2 separate regions of the Homo sapiens genome follow, and region 2 is linked to region 1. A link is an interaction called in ENCODE POLR2A ChIA-PET data of the cell type or tissue named here. Cell type or tissue: OCI-LY7. All regions are shown on one strand. Links, peaks and the distances in the headings refer to the core of each region. The heading gives the core; the rest is flanking DNA.

What was found. Peaks named below come from ENCODE experiments on the same cell type or tissue, not always from the same donor. Only the 100,000 strongest peaks of a DNase experiment are listed, where the experiment ranks them.
Region 2: POLR2A ChIA-PET joins it to region 1 with 5 read pairs; 5 of 35 experiments call an interaction of 5 or more read pairs at or near these places.

What each region holds. Positions count from the first base shown.
Region 1 is chr2:197,203,486-197,215,013 of GRCh38, forward strand. All of the region lies in intron 1 of ANKRD44 (ankyrin repeat domain 44), which reads right to left. Among named protein-coding and RNA genes, the nearest start is that of ANKRD44-AS1, 11 kb to the left of the region's middle. RefSeq lists enhancers at 2,254-2,443, 9,307-9,546. In OCI-LY7, for the core only: no CTCF peak of the experiment used is centred there; DNase peaks (open chromatin) are centred at 5,616, 6,016, 6,696 and 7,386; H3K4me3 peaks cover 2,500 bases; H3K27ac peaks cover 2,500 bases.
Region 2 is chr2:197,114,647-197,126,174 of GRCh38, forward strand. It overlaps ANKRD44 (ankyrin repeat domain 44), which reads right to left. Exons shown (of 28, transcript NM_001195144.2): 5 at 11,191-11,391; 6 at 10,735-10,822; 7 at 8,004-8,146; 8 at 6,686-6,898. Among named protein-coding and RNA genes, the nearest start is that of ANKRD44-AS1, 78 kb to the right of the region's middle. In OCI-LY7, for the core only: no CTCF peak of the experiment used is centred there; no DNase peak of the experiment used is centred there.

The DNA of each region.
Region 1 (11,528 bases), core at 5,489-7,988:
CTGATTGGAATGTATAATAGTGCAGCTGCTGTGGAATTTTATTTAGCTATTTAGCTTGGTAGTTCCTCAATAAGTTAAACATGGAATTACCATATAATTCAGAAATTCCACTGCTATGTGTATATCCCAAAGAACTGAAAATAGGTGTTGAAGCAAAAACGTGTACCTAAATGTCCACAGCAGTACTATTCACAACAGTCAAAAGGTAGAAACAACCCAAGTGTCCACCAACCGGCATCAACTGATGAATGGATAAACCAAATGTGGTACAGCCGTAGAGTAAAATATTACTCAGCCATGAAAAGGAACAGCGTATAATGATAGATGCTACAACATGGATGAACCTTGGAAACATTATGCTAAGTGCAAGAAGCCAGACACAAAAGGCCACAGGCTGTATGATTCCATTTATATGAAATAGCCACACATAGAAACAGAAAGCTGATTAGCAGTTACCAGGGATCGGGAGGGAACGGGAAGTGACTGCTTCATGGATACAGAGTTTCATTTGGGGTGGTGAAAATGTTCTGGAATTAGTAATAATGGCTGCACAACACTGTGAATGTACCTTTTAAAATGGTTAAAATGGTAAATATCATGTTAGGTGTATTTTGCCACAATAAAAAAAATTATGATACATAAAACAGAATATTTTACTTATTAAAATTGGCCTTTTGAGGGAGTTTAATGAGATGAGGAAAATGTGGAAAAAAAGCAGTCTATGAAACTATATACAGTTTGATCTCAGCTTCATAGCATATAAATATGCACAGAAAAACAAGGACTAGAAGAAAATTTATAAAAATGCTAAACAGGGTTATTGGCAGATACACTTTCTTTTTTTGTAATTTCCAAATTTTCTATAATATTATGTTTATTATTATTGTTAACTATCATTTTTGTAAACATAAAAAGAAAAATTTTCTTTAAAGATGGGACCACTGACACTTTGCATCACAGCTAGGAAAAGAAAATGAGAATAACGAAGGGTCTGGAAACATGTGACATAATGATTCAGGTAGGGGGCTAGACAAGAGCATAGAGTGGTGAAGGCTGCAACAATCTGGAGAATTTATGTCCTGTCCAAAGATAAAATTGTGGCTCCAGATCTTTTGAGTTTTCAAGAGATGCCAGAGCTCCAGACGTTTCAGTGAAATGCCCTGATTTTTAAATGTTGGCAACTTATTCAATATTTTTCAAACACCACAGGCCAAACAAAACACATCTGTGGACCGGATGTAGCCCGCAGGCTCCAGTTAGCAAATTCTAGTTTATAAGAACAGGAATGTTTAGGCTGGAAAAGAAAAACCTTTGAAGGGATATAGTACTAGTAACATCAAGTATCTGAAAAATGACTATGTGGAAGATGGTGTAGGTTAATTCATGTGTCTCTAGAAGGCAGAACCCGATCTAAAGGCTGGGTGTTATCAGAGAAGCAGAATGGGGCACAGTCTATAAGGGAGAGGTCTCTATTAGAGCAGCTGTCCAGCAAGAAACAGCTTCAAAATGCAGCGAGCTGCCCATCCCTGATGTGCTCCAGCAAAGGCTACATAACCAGGATTCCTGCTTTGGGTCAGAAGTTGGACTAGGTCAAAAGCTCCCAATTGTGGCTGCACATTAGAAACTTGAAACAAAGCATACAGACTCCTGGACCCTGTCCCAGAACCACAGAGTAAGGTCCAGGAGTGTGTATTTTTAAAAAGCATCCCCTTTGGGTATATACCCAGTAATAGTATTGCTGGGTCAAATGTTATTTCTGGTTCTAGATGATTTAGAACCACTTAATCTTTGACTGTAACACTGGAATTCTAGTATTCTGATCCATGGTTTTACCCACCTGGCCAGTAAGGAAGGGAAGGAGGGATTGAGGAAAGGAAGAACAATGTACCAGAGCTCATTATGGAGCAGGCCCTGTGCTGCTTTCCTTATGTCATCTCACTGTATTTTTCAGAACAACCTGGTGAGTTGCGAAGTGATGTCCTCCACCCCATTTCCCTGAGAAAGAAACTGGGGCTTGGGGAGTTTGGGGATGGCCCAAGGTGACTGCCAGTCACTGGGAAGATCTTTCCAGCTCCAGATCCCATGCTAGTTCAACTATGCCATATTGCCCTCTTCTTGCCCACTCAACAATCATTTCTCCAAGTGCCGATGGTGGGCCAGGCAATGCATTAGGTGGCAAGGATTCTGCAATGATCAAGATACAGTCCCAGGCTCAAGAAGCTTCGAATCTAGAGAGGAGGAAGAAAAGTAAACAGTGACATCACGGTGGAAGCAACAGGGTCATATGGGAGGGACACCCAACCCAGCCTTGTGTCATCAGGGAAGGCTTCAGAGAGGAGGTGACAGCTAAGCTGGGGAAAAGAGATTCCTAGGTGAAGGTGTAACATCTACAGAGACCCAAAGATCAGAGGGAGCCTAAGCCTACCAGGTGTGGGGAAATGTGACTAGTTCAGAGGCTGGAGTGTGGGATGCAAGGAGTGAAATTGTAAGGTGGGGCTGGCCACGCTGAGACTTTGTCACTAACCTCAGAGAAACAGGAAGCAAGTAAGACTGAACAGAAGGGGGTGACATATGCAGATGCACATTTTAGTAGCTCAGACTGGCTGCGGAGAGGAGAATGGATTGGCGGAGAGAACACAAGGGAGGCTGTGGCAGTCATTCAGCTAAGAGGGGATGACAAGCCACACAAAAGTGGTGGCACGACAGAAGATGTGCAGCATAGAGATGATGTTTTTTCACTCATTCTTTCAGTAAATAATATTACAGAGCCCTTCTTATGTGCTGGCCATTCTGCCTAGGCTGGACATACAAGCATGGGTGAAAACAAACATAGTCTCTGCTGCCGTGAAGTTCACACTGTTAGCGCTCTGCTAGGGAAAAGATGTTTAGGGAAGTAATTTCAAAAGTATTAAATAAGGCAAGGCGTAGTGGCTCGTGCCTGTAATCCCAGCACTTTGGGAGGTAGAGGTGGGCGGATCACCTGAGGTCAGGAGTTTGAGACCAGCCTGGCCAATATGGCAAAACCCATCTCTACTAAAAATACAAAAATCGGCCAGGCATGGTGGCACACGCCTGTAATCCCAGCTACTCGGGAGGCTGAGGTAGGAGAATGGCTTGAACCTGGGAGGCAGAGGTAGGAGAATGGCTTGAACCTGGGAGGCAGAGATTGCAGTGAGCCGACATGGCGCCACTACACTCCAGCCTGAGCGACAGAGCGAGACTCCTCCGTCTCAAAACAAACAAACAAAAAGCATTTTGGTTGATTATGTTATCAATAATAACATAGTAGGGAAAGGATGTACAGGACTGGCTCCTCCATCATCAATTGTCAAAGAGTCATTAAGCATAGGAGTCACATAAGATAAATCTAAAGAGTTATTGCAAGGCCAGTACTCTTTAGAATTACGTCCCTCATGTTCATACATAACAGTGTCAATCAGACTGTCTGCTCTCAGTGTATTTCATTCAAGGAAAGTAAGAAAAATTTACCTACATTTTAATTCATCATTCTTTGAAGAGAAGTGATGGATTTAAAAATCGTGATAAGATTTTAAGCTAATAAATTAGGAACATTCTCAAAAACTTACTAAATGTGGCCGTGCACTAAATTAAATTAAAACTCTTCTTGTGGCATTTGAGATTGTTGCTAGGTGCTGAAGAAGCAAGTTTGGATCTACCCCAAAATTGGCCACAGAGCAAGCAACTGGAAAATCATGGCATGGAGGGAAGGGGGCAGGTGTCTGAAAACTGTGCTATCAATTTATTCAATAACTCCATTCAGGTTGCAGTCCTAGTTCACCAATGAGGCCAGGACGTTCTTACCAGAGTCCTCATTGTTTAAATCACAGCCACAACATTCTTTTAATTCTTTTAGTCTATCCCAGTGTAATAATCACCCATGATTAAACAGCTGTGCCTGCGGATGGCACATTAAGCTGCTTCTCTTTTAGAGGTGATTTTTATTTTTTGCCACCTCTCAGATGACCCCTCTGATTTTTATCATTCTGGCATCTCAAAGGCCAGCAGAGAAAAACATATATTAGAAAATGAAAATGTTCCCTTCCCTTTCTGTTTTTCTCTTGAAACACTACTCTTAACACCAGCTCACCACTGATCTCAAATCACTGAGAAAGATCCTCTTCTCGTTTCTTCCTTTGCCATGGTGCTCTTTCATGAGATTATGATAGACCTTTCCCCAGTCCACCAGGAAAAGGGAGCACACACCCCAGATTGGTAGCACTGAGTCAAAATCTGCTTGCCCAGAAATGTTATAGAAAAAAGGAAATCATGCCCCATATGGGTTGAATAATCCCAACCTTAACATTTGGCAACTCAAAGAAAAACAGAAATGAGGAAGACACATACGAGTTCTTACAAGCCAGCCTCTAACACAACCAGCTTTTTAAAAATGTACTGGATTCCTAAAAGTAAAATTCTAAAGTCTTCCTCCCCCTTCTATAAATTGTACAGCCAGGAAAGAAGAGGCGACACCAAATGGTGACAGGGAGTTTTGTTGCTATTATTGGGCTGTTGGTTTTATCGTAGTATTACATAGTATTGATGAACTTTTAAAAAATCACTTTCCTCGAACTTTCTAAATATGTTACTGTCAATGCTCAAAGAGAGGTCTGAGATTTGTTACGTATTTTAGACATCTTCTAAGTAACTCCACAGAAGACTCTCAAAACAAAAGCGTGACCTCAACCTGCCTATAGGTGCCCTAGTGGAGAATGCTTGATACCAGGTGACAACCCCCACGCGCCCCAATAGTGCAAGAACAAAGTGGAGGCCAGAGAAGGGGCTGGTAGTTTCTTCTTAGTTCTCAGAAGGCTTATATGATGATCCACTCACCTCTCCTTCCACCTTAAGGGAAGAATGGAAGATAATAAGCAAAACTTCTAGAAAGAGCAATTAGCCCTTCAACTTCTAATATCCAGGTGGTTCAGTTCCCAGTGAGAGAGGTAAGTGGGCAATGGTAAGCTGTGCCACACACCAGGTATCTTATTTTTCAAGAATAGCTTTCTTGGCCAGAAGCAGTGTGGCTCACACCTGTAATCCCAATCCCAGCACTTTGGGAGGCCGAGGAGGGCAGATCACGAGGTCAGGAGATTGAGACCATTCTGGCTAACATGGTGAAACCCCGTCTCTACTAAAAATACAAAAAATTAGCCGAGCGTGGTGGTGGGCGCCTATAGTCCCAGCTACTCGGGAGGCTGAGGCAGGAGAATGGTGTGAACCTGGGAGGCAGAGCTTGCAGTGAGCCGAGATTGTACCACTGCACTGCAGGCTGGGCGACAGAGCGAGACTCTGTCTCAAAAAAATAAAAAATAAAAAATAAAAAAAAGAATAGCTTTCTCTTTAATGCTTTCACATGGGTTCTAATGGTAAGCTTGGAGAAGAATAACCTGAAATCCCATGTAAGTGCCCCATTTTCTCCAGGCTATTTGTCTGCCTCTCTCAGAACATAGTGTGATTCATCCATTAGGCTATCTGGAAAATAGGCATTTAGAATAAAGGCAAAGGGGATATAACAGGCAAGACTATTAGAGGTAGCTCTAAGCTTTGCTTTGTGCCGCTCAAGTGATTCATGAATGCAATTCATTTCCTTGCCTACAGTTCACATTCTCATGGCTGTTCAGAGATGAAAAGACAAGACGTTCTGAGTAGTTTCTTCGAATAGACCAAATCCTGATGCTGTTTATGAGCCTTGAGATAAAAAAACTCTGACTTCATAGCAACTCTTAATTATGTGAATGTACACCAAGAATAGGATAAATATAAAATCTATAGATAATCATGAAAAACAAGTTTTAGTTGGCATCCTGCTTCAGCCCTGCTAAATCATTTACCAGAGTAAACCTGGCTTGAAAACACTTTCAATTCCCCAACTGCTCTCAAGTGGGAGTGCAAATGAACAGAGAAATGGTGGGATGGGAGTCGGAGAAAGGCCTGACAAATATGTAGTCAGAGCTGCCACATCCATTCCTGTGCCTTTAGCAGACATCACTAATCAAGCATGATACTCTTTTCCATCTTGAATAAGCACAACCTTAGACTCTTCCTCAGCACTCAAGCAGTCCAGGCAATCATTACCAGTCAATAACAGCTGGCCCATTTGCCGTTCCAGTTTAGGAGAAATCTGGATGATCCACCAGTTATGTCATCAGTTAACTTTTAATTTCATCAAGAATTAAACATTGGTTGATTGGTCTTTCATTTAACTACTTCATTTTCCTCTAAGAACTAGGATAGTTTATGGAAATTGTCATGAAAAGCTAAAGCACATTGCTTCTAAGTTCTCTAAGATGGACAGATAAGCATGCTGTATCAGCACACAGCACAAGATTGTCTTGTGAGTCAGGGGAGCAAAGAATCAGATGAGGGTTTAGCCTAACAGGGAGTGAAGATATGACTGCGGCTAGAAGTTGAGGGCTGCTGGGGACTGGGTACTTGGAGACCTCACTTGGGGGAATATGGGCAAAGCCAGGAACCGCACAGAGACCACAGGAATCCACTCCTACTACCTAAGAGACGTCTTACAGAAATTCCTTTGAGTTAAAGTTTCCCCTGTTGAAATCACCTCTGAGTGAGTGAGGAGACTATCTTTCAGTCACACCTTAGTGGAGAATGTTTACTTAGGTTGTTTTTTCTTGACTCCTAAAAAAAGAACAGCAGCAAGAGGAAGTTGGGTGTTTCGAATGGAGACAAAGAAAGAAAACAAATGTGATTTGAGGCCTCCTAAGAAGGACTGTCTTGAATCCAATGCTGGGCTTGAGATGTGTTGAGAAGCACTTATTGAGCTACTACTGTATGGCAAGCACTTTTCATACATTATATTGCTTCCTCTTCACCCCTAACAGTGAGTTACGATTAACATCTTCCGTTTACAGATGAGAAAACCAAGGCTCAGTAATGTAAGTAACCTGACTGATGTTATAAAGCTAGTGAGGGGCTGAGGTCCCATCCAGACCAAGATTTCTCTGACGCCAAAGCTTGTTCTGTTCCCATTACACTGAGCTGGTTCCTCTGGGAAAGCATCAAAGACACACTTGGTACACTCAGAAATAAATGTTCCTTAAGGCCAATGCCTATCTGACTCTAACACCTTCTTCCAGAGATTAGGAAGGAAGCAAATTGTCCTCATGCAAGGCAGGCCTTAAGAGAGAAGGATCACCCCCACCTGTTGGAACATCTTGTCTTGGAGAGATTAGGGGGCCACGGGTTGTGGACTGGAATGGCATGTGTCATCCTCCTTCGGCTCAGATATCATTCCTCCCTTATGGAGAGAGGCAGCTTCAAAGGGGGTCAGAAACAGAAACTGAGCACAGTGAATGAGAGGCTGGAGAGGCAAATGTCCTCCTGCCACCTTTGATGGGGCAGAGGCATCCATGTGGGGCAGGATGTGCTCTGTTTGGTGGTATTGGAGAGGGGGTGTCTAGAAGCTAGTCCTGTCCTGCTCCATCAGTGGGGTTTACCTGGGGATCACACACTCCCTCATAGTATGTAGACGCCACTGTGCACCTGCATGCCGAGAAAAGGCAGCGGGCCAGGAGGACCCCCTGCCTCTTCTCTAATCATATCCCACCCACCCCTATGCCATGACCTAGGCTGCAGCTGCTCTCTAAGGACTCCTTGGTCCTGCACCCTCAATATTCTGGGAGATCACAGGAGTTGCCCTTTGGGCAGATCCAAGGACACCCAGGAGCAGCATCACCAGCACACGTGGGCAGGGAAGGCATAGTTCCTGCCACAGAAGCAGTGACACAGGGAGCAGGATACCTCCAGGGTGAGAGACAACCCAGGGATGTTGTGGGGAAATGGGGAGCAGGAAGAGATGGCAAGTAACACACACTCAGTGTTTTCTGCATATCCCAGTGAATCCTCCAACTATCCCCATTCTGCAGAAAATTTCAATAACTTAGCCAAGGAGCCAGGATCAACCAGGTACTTCCACCAAAGTACCTGTAACAGAAGACAAGAGTGAACGTCTTTCCCTACATGTCTGCCTGAAAAATACGTTTTTAACTTAACATTCACATGAATTTTACAGTCTAGTGCTGCCTTAAGATATCCATGTTCATTTCAATGGAAAAATAATGTCTTTAGTTAACTAACTTAAAAAAATTAACCATCTGTGAAATCACGCTAATCCCATGAGTACATTTCTCAGGGGTACCACCTCGAGGGGCACAAGAATCTTGGGCCAAGTCAGGGCCACACCATCCTGCTGCCCCAGGCACCATGAGATGCTCCTTCTTTTCCCAACTTGGAGGTTCCAGGTGTTCATTAGGAGATGCAGCAGGTTATAAACCATAACTCAGAGAAGAGGAATAGTGGGGGGCAGCAAGCAGGAGACGACGCAGCACAAAGAAGCCCCAAGAAAGGTGATCGACAGATCCAGACCAACAGAGCCAAAGGAACACAAGCACCTCGGGACTCCAATCACTTTGCCCTCCTCAGGTTTGTGACCAACACTCCGGTGATGAAGGGCTAGTAATCAACAGTAAGCTCATGCACGGGAATTCCCTTCACTGAGCCTCTCTCTCTCTCTCAGTCTCTCTCTCTCTCACACACACACACACACACACACCCCACAGCACCACTTTGGGGGAAGGAGAGGAGATATTGCAGAGCTAGAGTTTTGGAACTGGAACAAGGAGGGACTTTCTGGTGGATCAAAGTATGCTAGAGATCAGGCAGTACTAGAGCCAAGAGTTTGCAACCAGGCAGATAGGGATCCAGTGGGAGCACACTGGCACCAAACACGAAAGTCATCTGGCCTCTGAAACTGGCTTTTATGAGCCAGTAAGTGTGTGAGCTTAGATCATGGATAATTTTCAAAGAAACCACTTGTATCACACAGTCCCTATTCGAGAACCCAAAATGCTTCTGCACTAAATATTTGAACCCCTATGTATTTAATGGTTATCTAGTCAGTCCATTGTTGCCTAGACAAAGGCAAATTCTCAGGAATCTACCAAGACCATAAGTTTTAGAAGGGCAGGGATTCGGTCACTGTGGTCACCACTATATCCCTAACTGCTAGCACATAGTAGGCCCTCAATAAATCTCTGCTCATGATTCATTCACATTCATTCAAAATAACACATTTGTTCACCCTGCCTCTTCCACTCTCCTTTTATAGGGAGTATTAACCAAAAAGGTTATTGCAGGCTCTCACAGAAGAACTTCTACATGAGTAAAAATTCTGCATCACAGCAACTGCAGTGGTGTCATGTCAGACATGTTTTTGCTCAAAAGAATTCAGTTAACACCCACAAGGAAGGGAGGTGGACACGTACACACACAAACACACACTTCAATCAGGAACTCGGTGATCACATGCCCACGGTGAGAGAGAAAAAAGGAAACACGACCCCACAGCTTCCTCTGCATCTCATTCCAGAAAGCTTTTCACAGTGTGAACATCTCACAGAGCTGACTGGGATTCTAGTGTTTAAAGAAACATATTTTTCATACAAGTTGGCCCCTAAATGCAAGCCAACTTCTTATCTGGTGCTCAAAGAAACAGCAATGCGGCTCCAACTCTGCAGGCCAAAGTGGCTGTGTTGGCCTCCACAAGGGATAGTATACAGGCCTCCATGGTGGCACCTTCCAAAGAGATTTTCAAGAGTAATTTTGACTCTACAAGACTTCTACCTCACACATATAGGGGCTTAGCCACCCAGCGAGCTATGACCCCTCTAACACAGTCTGGTATATCACCCAAACAAGGTTAGCCTGAAGGAAGGAGAAGTTCTCAAAGGAGAGCATTATACATCTTGTTACACAAGCGGTCTATAAAGTAAGTCTGTTTAATGTAGACAATGTTATTTTTGGCATATCATCTTCCAACCAGTTTTCTGGTTTTCAAAATAATATCTACGAGGTGATTACTCCAGAGAGCCCACTTGGAATTTTTCTGATTTTTTTTCTAATTTATTTCAGCACATGTTATTTCAAGATCTCTATGAAACATATTAAACACATTTAACCTTACCTAAAATAAAACCAACTCATTAGATGATATAAAAAACATCTCATTAGCAAAGCACTGATAAATATTTTCTCTCTTCCAGCTAAGCATTGCTCATTATACACTTGAGCACTGTGCAGTCTTATCATGCCACAATTATCAGCCTCATACGCTGAGCCTAAGCATAAAACTATTATTGAGCAAATAATGGAATTGGACCTGTACACTGCTAAGCTCCTGTAGACTGGCTCATACAATCTGGCCGATTTATATAGCCAGTTTGAACCAACTGCACGTTTTCATAAACAGGCAATTCTCACACTTTTAATGATCTGATTTATTAGACCTTCTAAGTAAACAAGCTTAGAACTCTTTCTCTTTTTAAAAAGGTACATACAGCAACTTTAAGATATTATATGTGTATGTATCTTGGCAATACTACAGCACCTTTAAGAGGGTATATGTATCTTTGGGAAGATAGACTGTTTTCTAAAGCATAGTCTAGGTTTCTCTAATGCTATGTGAATTTTAGAATCACTTTAAGGCAATCAAGTCACTTTGGAGACAAAGAAAGAATAAGATGAAGGTAGCAACTGAAAAGCAACCTCAGATAAGCTATAGCTATTTTCATATTCTTTACCCCCATAATTTTTGTGGGAAATTACTATAAGGAAATGATCAGAGATGAGCACAAAGATTTATGTTCAGGGTGTATATTAGGGTGTTGGTTATTATAGAAAAAAAACCAAAAGCTTCTTAATTGTCCAATCTCAGGGACATAATAAAATATGGCACATCAAAATGATGGGATATTATGCAGCTATTAAAAATGTCATTTCAAATAATTTTTAAAGACTTGGAGAAATATTTATCATATAGCATTAAGTGACAATTTAAAAAAAACAGTAAACAAAACTATATCCAAGGCCTAGCCTAGTGTCTGGCACCTGGCAAACATGCAAAAAGAATTTTGTTGCATTAAGTAACATATACAATGAGATAGCAAGTCTATATTTTAAGTAAATATGTACATACATACATAAAGAGGAAGAGTAAGAGAAAAAAGACCAAGTCAGTAGTATTTATGTCTTAGTGATTAGATTACAAGTTATTTTCTCCTTTTTTCTTTTGCTCATCTGTATATACCACATCTTACAGTTAATACCTATCACTGATATAGTTGGGAAAGAAAAGAAATGCTATAAAAACTAAATGTGAAAACACACATTTACATGAAATTGCATTTTAAATGGAATTTTAAAAGAGTAATTAGAACACAGAAGCCTGCCAATCCCAGCAGCAACAACAGAAGCAAAGTCTTGAATTGGAAGGTCACATATGCCTGTTCCCAAATAGATGCTCCAAGGCAGGCCAAACTGGAATTCTGGGACTAGAAGAACAGCTGGATTTTTTTGTTTTTGTTTTGTTTTTTTTGAGACAGAGTCTCACTCTGTCACCCAGGCTAGAATGCAGTGGCACAATTTCCACTCACTACAACCTCTGCCTCCAGGGTTCAAGTGATTCTCATGCCTCAGCCTCCCGAGTAGCTGGG
Region 2 (11,528 bases), core at 3,360-5,859, 91 kb before region 1:
CCCAGGGTCTTGAAAGCATAATGTTCTCTGTGGCATGGTACACCCCTGGGGTCACAGAGCTCAGTGGCCCTACTACAGAGCAATAAAAGCTCTATGGGATAACATTAAGTCCAACCTGCGGTTAGGGGTGGGGTCAAATAAGGTGAGAAACCCAATAAGTCTTCCTAATTCAATGCAAGAGCCTCCTAAAATACTGGTGTGAAAAAGCCACACATTGTCCAATTTATTTTGTTTTGTTTTGTATGGTTCTAAGGGCAAGAGAGATGGAACGTGGTTGGCTCACTCATTCCTCTCCTTTCCCTTACTTCTCCAACGTTCTAAGTACCGTCCCTATCACTGCCTACTCTTGCCCATTCCAGTTTCCACCTTCAACTTCTCCAACACAACCTATTCCATAATTTGGTCCTGGTACATATAGAGAAGGGAACTGGTCCACTTCAAGCAGACATGTTTCAACTCCCATCTCTTAGAGCTAAATGATCTAAGAGCCTGCAGACAGAAAAGAATTGAGACCATGCACAGGCTAAATGTCAGTGAACAGGAGGTAGACAACCTGGCAATGGCAATTTCTGAGTCTGTCTTTCTAAGTTGTATCCAGCACAGCTCTATGTCTAGTGCCTTCTTTAACGCTTACTTTGAATGCTTGCTAAAAGAGCCTTGAGATGCTACAGAAATTACAATGTAGTCTCTAATGGAAAAGAAAAAATATTTTATACTTTCTCATGTTCTACCTATTTACAAATTATAAGTAAACCATCAATTGATTATTGTATCAGTAAAGTATATCTTTATTTTATCACAATTAAACTCATATCATGAAGTCAAAAAACAGGACCAGAGTCAATCAATGTAAGCAAAATGAGGAACTGTGAAATGCAGGCTGAACACACATCCCTCCTCCTCTTCCCATCCATCTTTTAGTTGCTCATGAAGACATCACTTTTACTATTTTGTGAGAATAGAGGAAAACAAAGTGAACATGTGGATAGGTAATGGCTGCATTTCAATATGCTACTTCCCTCAACTTTTGGAAAATCTAAACAAATACAAATTGTCTTGCAATCTACAAACACTTTCAAAATCCAAGGAGCAATGTGGTACAGAGAGATAACAACTTTAATTAGACAGCTACCTCCAGAGTCAGACAGGATGGCTCTATGGAAATGTTAGATGATCCGTGCATCCAGAGTGAATCTGGAATAACTAAGGAGGATTCAAAGAGATTTAGGAAATCGGAGGATACAGACAGAATAGATGAAGGGAGACTGAGAATGAAGGCTAGATTTGATTCAAAATCCTATTTACACAGAGTCAATCATAATAAACTCAAATCTCAGAGTTTTAAAATGGCATTTCTTATATTCTAGTTATGATCAGCAGTCCACAGGAAAAAAATAAATATTAAAATTAAGGAATTATGCTTTTCAGCTCCATTTGTGGAAGGGAAGAAGGGGCTGCAAAAACCAATGTATCACAGAAGCTGAAGTCCCTTATCCAATCTGAACTGACCACTGGTCAGTTAACTGGGAGCAGTAGGCCGGTGTGCCAGAGAGTAGCCTTCTAGCCTCTGGTATGGGGCACACTGAGAGCATTGGTGGCATGTTTTACAGATAAAATGAAGTGCATCAGACAACTCTGTGAATTAATTAAGTGGAGGTTGGTAAAGAGAGCGCCTTTATTAAATTCCAATAATTTCCCTTCCTTTGAAGGATTCACAGGATGTCCTTCAGATACCAGGATGGCAAGACAGATGTCTACAGTTTTGGGAACGCTGGCAGTTTGACCACCCACGTGCTTCCTGCCCCCTCAACACCACGCTCTGCGACTTCAGCCTCACGCAAAGATTCCTTACCAACCTCAGACGACAGTTCCTTGGTCTCTTTGATGCCCCCATTCTTTTTTGTCTGCTTTCCATCTTCATGAAAACACGACACTCCTTCCTGTCTCCTCTAACTCCTTTTATCATCCCTTTCTCTGGCTCTTTCTCCTCCTCCTGTTCCTAAGAGTAAAGGGCTGTTTCACTTTCTGTACTCATGCTATTACATACTCTCTCCTTGGGCGGTCTCGTCCCTTTCTCCTGGTTTCAACAATCACCTTTACATGAATGAAGCAATCTACATTTTTTCTTCTGTTCTCTACCAGTCTGCCATGCTAGAACACCACATTTGACACTATTGGGCTTCTCAGACTGGCTATACCAAAACCTAAAAATCAGCTTGTCAAAAACTAAATATATTGGTTTAACTCCCTAAGCCTACTCTTCCTCCTGACGTCTTTCTTAATGAACATCAATAATAACATCTATTTTTCTAGTGCTTATCATGTGGCAGATATTATTCTACATGATTTATGTATGATAAAGCTGTTTAATATTCACAGCAGTTCCATGGAGAAGACACTATTGTTTCCCTAATTTTACAGATAAACTGAGACACACAAAGAGCTTGTTTATGATTATATAGATACTAAAAGTCAAGGCTAGGATTGGAATTTAGGCGGTCTGGCCCCAGAACGGAACACTTAACTACTCTGCTGCACCACCTTTCTTTGCCGGATTTCTTTCTTCCTTCCTACCTTCCTTCCTTCCTTTATTATTTATTTATTTATTTTTTTGACAGAGTCTTGCTCTGTTGCCCAGGCTGGAGTGCAGTGGTGGGATCTCAACTCACTGCAACCTACGCCTCTCAGATTCAAGCAATTCTCCTGCCTCAGCCTCCTGTGTCGCTGGGATTACAGGCATGCGCCACCACACCCAGCTAATTTTTGTATTTTTAGTGGAGACTGGCTTTTACCATGTTGGTCAGGCTGGTCTCGAATTCCTCACCTCGTGATCTGCCTGCCTTGGCCTCCCAAAGTGCTCGGATTACAGGCGTGAGCCACCGCGCCTGGCCAATTTTTGTATCTTTGGAGACAGGGTTTCACCATATTGGTCAGACTGGTCTTGAACTCCTGACCTCAGGTGATCCACCCACCTCGGCCTCCCAAAGTGCTGGATTACAGGCATGAGCCACCACGCCTGGCCTCTTTGCCACATTTCAATCCTTACATTAGTCTTCAACTCCTCCAGTTCATGTCCCACCAAGTCTTGCTGATTTTCTTTCTGCAAAGCCTCTCCCTTCAGTCCCGTTCCCCTGTTCTCTTATTACCTCTTACCAATGCCAGTTTTATTGATTTCTAGTTATCCACTAATCAGCTCTTCTCTAGGTCCACTATACCTGGGTTTTCTTTTTTTCAAAAGTGAAAATAGCTTTTTTGGTTTTCTGGATATAAAAATAACATGCTCTGCCAGGTGCAGTGGCTCATGCCTGTAATCCCAGCACTTTGGGAGGCTAAGGCAGGCAGATCACTTGAGCTCGGGAGTTGGAGGCCAGCCTGGGCAACATGGCAAAACCCCGTCTCTACAAAAAAATACAAAAATTAGCAGGGCGTGGTGGCGTACACCTGTAATCCCAGCTACTCGGGAGGCTGAGGCCAGAGGATGGCTTGAGCCTGGGAGGCAGAGGTTGCAGTGAGCCAAGATCCCACCACTGCACTCCAACCTAGGCAGCAGAGCCAGATCCTGTCTCAATAAAAAAATAATAATAATAAAAATAATTTTTTAAAATTCTCATTGTATCACAATCAGAAGACTAAAGCAAATACACAAAAAAGAAACTAAAGTCTGGGCGTGGTGGCTCACACCTGTAATCCCAGCACTTTGGGAGGCTGAGGTGGGTGGATTGCTTGAGCTCAGGAGTTAAGAGACCAGCCTGGCCAACATGGCAAAAACCCCTCTCTACAAAAAAATACAAAAATTAGCTGGGCATGGTGGCAGGTGCCTGTAATCCCAGCTTCTCGGGAGGCTGAGGCAGGAGAATCACTTGAACTCAGGAGGCAGAAGTTGCAGTGAGCCAAGATCCTGCCATTGCACTCTAGCCTGAATGACAAGAGCAACATTCTATCTCAAAAACAAAAGAAAGAGAGAAAGAAAGAGAGAGAGAGAGAGAGAGAGAGAAAGAAAGAAAGAAAGAAAGAAAGAAAGAAAGAAAGAAAAACCTAAATCATAATTTTGTCTCTCTGCAGTGATAATTGTTGCTAGCATATTGGTACATACTCCAGAGAATTTTCTCTGTTTTTGCATCATCTACACACATAACCATAACATTTTAGCATTAAAAAAGAGATCATATTTCTTTATTGCATTTCAATGTTTTCATTGATAATACTAGGTGTTATTAGCCATTTTGATATTTGCCGTTCTTTAACACAAATGTACGTTTTTGTATTAGTTTGTATTTTTCTAATTACCAGTAATACTAGTTTTTCACAGGCTTAATGTATTTTTTATTCTCTCTTGTGATCTGACTTTTGCTCCATGTTTTCTAGTAATGATCACTTTTTCTTATTGATTTGTATGAGCTCTTTTTATATCAAGCATATTAACTATTTGCTTATCATGTATATTGAAGAAAATTTTCCCTAAGTTGCTCTTATTTTAATTTCATGTTAGAGGTTTTATTGTTGTTGTTTTGTTTTATAAATGTTTAAGACTTTTTTGTAGTCATATATATGATTATTTTCCTTTTTTTTTCCTGCCTTTGGTGTTCTGTGACCGGATTACTGTTTTTAATGCTCAGGTCTGATCATATGACCCCTAGAATGATTCGTGGCCTGCAGAGCCTGGAGAGGCCCAAGCTCCTTGGGCTCAAAATCATCCAGTAGATGAGTCCTCTTCCTTGGTCAAATCACATTTCAGCTCATTTCTGGCTCCTTTCTGTCATACAATTAAAAATAAAAAAGCTTTTTACAGACAGGATCTCACTAGGTTGCTCAGGCTGATCTTAAACTCCTGGGCTCAAGGAATCCTACACCTCAGGCTCCCAAGGAGCTGGGATTACAGGCCGAGCCACCACACTTGGCATGTTCATAAAATTATACTCTATTTGATACAATCAATTGCTATTCTGAAAATTTGTCACATCTTTCACCACTATTAGAAATTGTGAAAAAATATAAGATTTTAATAGTGAATAGAGAAGGTTATTAAAATAGACTGATGTGATATTCTTGAAATTACACCTTAGAAATCATTTTTCAAAACCAGAGACAGAATACACTGGGACCTTGCTTCAGGATCCCTGTGTGCTGGGAAGAAGGGAAGCCTGGGTTGAATAAAAGGTCTCCTAGCACAGCTAAGGATATTCTGCTACAATCTAAATGCATTCAAGTGATGTCGCCCAAATTATGAATGCTGCGTGATAAGCTCCCCTTGGTTAGCTGTCACATGGCAAGCTGACAAGTTACCTAGAGGTTTTCCTATCCAGAATTCCCACCCCTCTTTGCTCATGCTGTTCTATCTGGAACACTCTCTCTCAAATTATCTCTATCCCTCCTCAACTCAACTACATTAATCTTCCAAGTCTCCCCTCAAAATCGATCTCCATTTTTTATTCCCAAGCAAAAAACAAGTCAACAATTGCTTCTTAGAGTTTGCAATGCTTTATGACTCTTCTCATCATATCTTCTCTTGCTCATGATTACCTGAGTGCATGCTACCTCCCTACTACACTGTAAGTTCCTTAAAGGCAGAGACTGAATCTCATCTTAGAGCACTCTTTCAGTACCAAACAGAGGGCACTGGGTAGTCCTTAGTAAATTTGCTGAATAAAGGAATGATTGTGATGACCAGCTCAGTGCTACATCACTGAAGCCACTATCTGGGGTTTGCTTTAAGAAGGTATTGGCTGGGCACAGTGGCTCACACCTGTAATCCCAGCACTTTGGGAGGCTGAGGCAGGTGGATCACTTGAGGCCAAGAGTTTGAGACCAGCCTGGCCAACATGGTGAAACACCATCTCTACTAATAATACAAAAAATTAGCTGGGCATGGTGGTGCATGTCTGTAATCCCAGCTACTGGGGAGGCTGAGGCAGGAGAATCGCTTGAACCTGGGAGGCAGAGGTTGCAGTAAGCTGAGATCACGCCATTGCATTCCAGCCTGGGTGACAAGAGCAAAACTCCATCTCAAAAAAAAAAAGAAAGAAAAGAAAGAAGGTATCTGAGAAGCTCTAAACCCACACTGGAGTTGGAAACAGGCCTACAATCATTATTAGGCCTTCCTTTGAATTCTTAGCAACACTGCCCTATCAGCTCAACATTCACCTCAGTATTAGCTTCTGGGCAAGTCAATATCCTAGAGATCCAGTATTTGTCCTGACACATTCACTAAGCTAACAAGAACACACGGCTGGAGCCTTGGTACCTTTCAGCTGATACCACCACTCCTGAAGAAAAATAACACAACTTTTTTTTTTTTGTTTTTGAGACGGAGTCTTGCTCTGTTGCCCAGGTTAGAGTGCAGTTGCACAATCTCAGCTCACTGCAACCTCTGTCTCCCGGGTTTAAGCAATTCTCTGCCTCAGCCTCCCGAGTAGCTGAGATTGCAGGCACCCGCCACCACGCCTGGCTAATTTTTGCATTTTTAGTAGAGATGGTGTTTCACCATCTTCGTCAGGCTGGTCTTGAACTCCTAACCTCATGATCTACCTGCCTCAGCCTCCAGACAACTTTTCTTATAGCCTCCAAATCCAGGACAAGGCTGTGAGGTTCCAACTCACTAAAACATGGCATAATTTGCAGCAGTTGATTTTGCTCAAACAGAAGCTCAATGCAAAGGCATTCAACACAGAGACTAAGAGTGTCATACCTGAATGTTAACATCTGCCCCGTTGTTTACTAACAATTCAAGACACAAAGCACCATGAGTGGAGGCAGCAGCAAAATGCAAAGGGGTGAACCCATTATTGTTTGGCTGGTTCACGTTAGCACCGTAGTCAATCAACTCGTTAACCACAGCATCCTGTCCATTGTAGCAGGCGATGTGAAGCGCTGTATTTCCATAGACATTGATTTCATCAATCTGCAAAAGAGTCCAACACAGGGTGATTAAAGTCATTAGAGCCAGTTTACTCCATTTTCCACAAAAAGCATAACGGCTGTGGCTAGAGAAAGGAAATAGCCATCCGCCAATATAATTGTTCAGAGCTTACTCTTGCCCCAGTGTGGTCATCTTGGGAATGCTTGTCACCCCATGGTAAAGATCAGCAAAAAGTCAATGTGGCAAAAAATGAACTGGAGACAGAGAAGTTTCATCCTGGGGAGAGGTATTTTTCAGCTAACAAAGGAATAAAAGGTGAAGGGCAAAGCTGCTTTCAAAACACCAAAAGAGAAGTAAATCAGAGGAGAATGAAAAGAGTCCCACACTCTAGGATTGGGGCACAGAAAACCTCAAGAAATGGTGGGGGATGGCAGAGGAAGTGGCTGCGGAGATGGCAGGGGAGGTGGCTGTGGAGTCTAAACATGGAAGGCGGGTCAGAATCCACTCTCTGTTTTGCTCTGGAGTCCGACACCTCACCAGGTTGCATTTTAGTAGCAGAGCAGTGGTGCCGTCAGGAGGTGTGTTTCGTCCACGGCTCCCTATTGCTTTCTGAGACCTGCCCTGGATGCCTGGTTTCCTCATTATGGTTTTCCATAATGATGCAACTTGGTTTTCCTTTCTTGGGGGACAGGATGTTCCAGCCTCACCACTGCTCCTGTTCTACCAGCAGAAAGAGAAGGCAGCAGTCTGCCTTTTCCAGCTCAAGAGTAGACATTGCTGCTGTTTGTCTCTGCCATTTATTCATTCATTTCTGCTGTAAGTCATGACTTAGAAGGCTACATTTGGAAGGTGGGATGCAGAACCTTGGCCAGTCTTTAAGAACAACTGGTTAATATATATTACATAGAATCTTTATGTCTATATATTTATCTATGTTGATATAGAAAGTTATTCAGTTTCCAGTTTTCCTCTGCTTAGTGTATGCCCCCACTGCCCTTCATCAGTTGCCCACAAAAACTCAAAAAGACAGGATGCTAGAAAACAATTCCCCTGCCCTTGAATTAAAGTGCAAACAGGATTTAACTTTAGAATAACAGAAATCTTACAAATACACTGGCCATGCATTGATGCATTCATCATAGCTCACCTCCACCCCCAGGTTCAGGAGATGCTTGACAACATTAATCTGTCCATTGGAGGCTGCAGCATGCAGAGGGGTATAACCCTTCTTATCCTTACAGGTCACTTCTGCGCCATGGTTAATGAGCAATGCTACAACATCCAAGTGGCCTTTACAAACAAAGCAGCAGAAAACATCGTTAACCTTTATAGGACAATTTGCTGATTCATTTCACCTAAATTATCAACTATTAGCTTTCATCGCCACCAGTATTTTGCTGAGTTATTTGTAAAAAGCTGGTTCATGGCAACTATTCAACAAATATTTATTGAGTACCTCCTATAGTCAGGCATAATGTAAAAGCTGTGGGGAGAAAAAAGATGATTCATATGTGAGCCTTCTCTTCAAGGAGATCTAGGTGATGCTTGTTACCACACTAATGAATAATGGTGAGGTTTTGCCAAGATATTAGTAGAGAGCCTTTAAAAATGTTGTATTAAAATGAAAGCAATGCTTTTGAAAACAATTGCCATTCCTCACTGAAAAGTTTAACAATGACAATTCAGTTAGGAAAAACTGATAAAAGAAAAAAAAACAATTAATGAGAATGACCCCAGATTATTGTTTAATCATATAAAATTACTGCTGCTCAACTGTATTTGGACCCACAAAAATGGCAATTACATATGCCTCAACTTAAAAGTATCCTCATGAATTAGAGGCCAAACAGAAAACCCTTCTAGTTTTAGCTCCTGTTAGCATTTTTTTCTACAATATTTTACTCTGTTCCATAATTCACTATATATAGAATAAGCCTGTACAACATGGTGAAACCCCATCTCTACTAAAAATACAAAACTTAGTTGGGCATGGTGGCACATGCCTGTAGTCCCAGCTGCTCAGGAGGCTGAGGCATGAGAATCACTTGAACCTGGGAGGCAGAGGCTGCAGTGAGCCGACATCACACCACTGCACTCCTGCCTGGGCAACAGAGCGAGACCTTGTCTCAAAAAATAAATAAATAAATAAACAAAGAAACAAGCATATTTGACCTTTATTTCGGGACTGAAGATTGTTCAATGCTTCAGGATCATTGCTCTAAATATGGCTGAAAATTGAAGGGTAGAAGACAAGTACTGACTCCAGGACTTTGTGTGTGTGTTGGGGTGGGGGGAAAGTATTGGCTTGTTTTATTAAAATTTGACTCTTTTCTCTCCAAGACTTTATATAGAAAAAATTTTTTTCGATTATTAGTGCTGCTATCTTAAGCTATTTGCCCTGGTTTTGCCTATTATTCCTATTTGTATCCTGACAGCACACAAAACAATGATTTGATTTCTTTAGAGTCATTTATCCAAATGCTTTAACTGTATATACATCAGCAGAGAGCAATCGTGAAACTTTGCATTCTTTGAGTCCTATCCACACTAGCTTAGTGTGTGTTCGGCCTACACAGCTGTCTCCCACAGTCACTGGCTCCAGTCCTGCAGGTGCCACGCAGTCATTTCATATGCTTCAGCCAACTCAAAAATCCATGTCAACTTTTTTTTTTAAATGCTAATGCTTGTAAAAGTTTAAGATTCTGTTTTTTTAAGCCCAAGGATTCACTCAGACCCACCTTTAGCCACATAATTTATTTCATCCCTGCCCCAACCTACTCTTTCTCCCTACAATTAATGTTAATTTTTAAAGTGATGATAAAAGGCACATATGCTTGTTAAAAAGGATTCAGAAAGGCAAAAAGGTATTAAAAGAAAACCAAAATCATCCACAATCATAAATCCCCAAAGACAATCAATTAAAATTTTAGCATATAATATTTTCCAAGTTTGTTATTGTACAGATTTTTCAATGAAAATGAGAATTATATTATTTATACTGTTTTATAATATGCTTTCATTTAACATATCACAGACTCTGTGTTAATAAACACTCATGGACTCATCACTGTAGTTACTGCAAAGTGTCCCCTTGTGTGGATCTTCCAGAATTTACCAAAACAATCTCCTGTGGATGGGCATTCAGGTTGTTTACAACTTGGTGCTGATAGAATCCTGTCTATTTTTCTAATGGCAGGATGTTCTCCAATTAGAAACACAAAGGGAATATCTTAGTTCTTCATTTCCCACAAGTCTACACTTAGAATAAACTCTGTGAGATCTCTCATTTGTCAGTGGGATTTGCCAACAAAAGTGAAAAGGAAAAACGTAGAAATGTGAACTCTCCCAAGCGGGTAGAAATGAGGGCTGCAGGCTTCAGTTTTGTCGTCAGTGGACTATCAGGATAATCACCAGCGCCTCTGGTGCCCTCCATCTATAAAATAGCCAGAGGTTTGTCTTTTCTTCCTTTCTTTTTGTTTCTTTCAAAAATATTTATAAATTTAAAAAGACGAATGGAATTTGTGTCCTTGCTTTCCGAGCCAGTGCTCTTTCTTTTTAAAACACCTTATTTTACTGCCATGACAAGTTAAAATAAGCACAATCTGTGCAGCTTTCCAATCCAGACTGAAGCACATTCAAAGAGGCCCAAGCCATGATTCATTCCTCCTCTTCTTTGTAGGATAAATAAATATCTGACAAAGCAACTGCCCGACTGGAGTGCACTATGCATGCCAGTAAAACCAACCAAATCTTCATTCAATTGCAACCCAAGCTTGAAAAGAAGTCAGACTGGAGAAAACCTACATGGTCAATGAGAGACCCATGGCTTATTTAGTTAAGGTTATCTGTACTTTGCTTTCCATGCATGGAATCCTTACCCATGTATGCTGCCCAGTGCAGAGCACGCCGGTCCTTCTTGTCAAATGCATTGATATTTGCCCCTTTGGCCAAGAGTAAATTGACCATCTGAAAGATAACCAACAATGAAATCAAGCATACATTCTGTAATGGTGAGGCCTCCTCACTGCCTGCAGATGATCTGAGCCAAATTAACATGAAATCTAAAGGCAGGTCAGAGATCTGGAGTTCTGACAAAGTAGAAATATGATGTCAGAGCAGGACATGTGTCATGTGTGTCAGAGGAAAAGACTGAAGTGACAGCCTACTTTTTCAATTCATTGTGGCTCTAAAGTTGAGAATGATATAGATGCTGAAGGTTTGGTGTACAAATATTTTCATCACATTCTTTAAAATCTCAGCAAGAAGATCAGTTTCCACTTGTGGCTGAAAGTCCTGGAGGGAGCGTTCCAATTCTGAATGATAAAAATACCCACCTCCACGTGGCCGTTCAGAGCCGCATGGTGCAAGGCTGTGCGCCCCCCTCGGTCGGAGACATTGACACTGCTCAGCAGGGGAATGATCACTTCTGCACATTTGACAGCCTTGTTGGCTGCTGCCACATGAAGAGGGGTCTGCCAGTTCTTGTCCCTTGCATTGACATCAGCTGAGTGCTTAATCAAAACCTGTACTGCTTCCTACAACAAAAGCAGAGTTTGCAGAGGTCACTGACAGACGTTCAATCAATACTTACTGGTGTAAGATGCTTCACCAAACCCTGGAACTATGGAGAGAAAGGCTCCCCAACCCTACAGGCTGGCTCCAGACAAGCCAG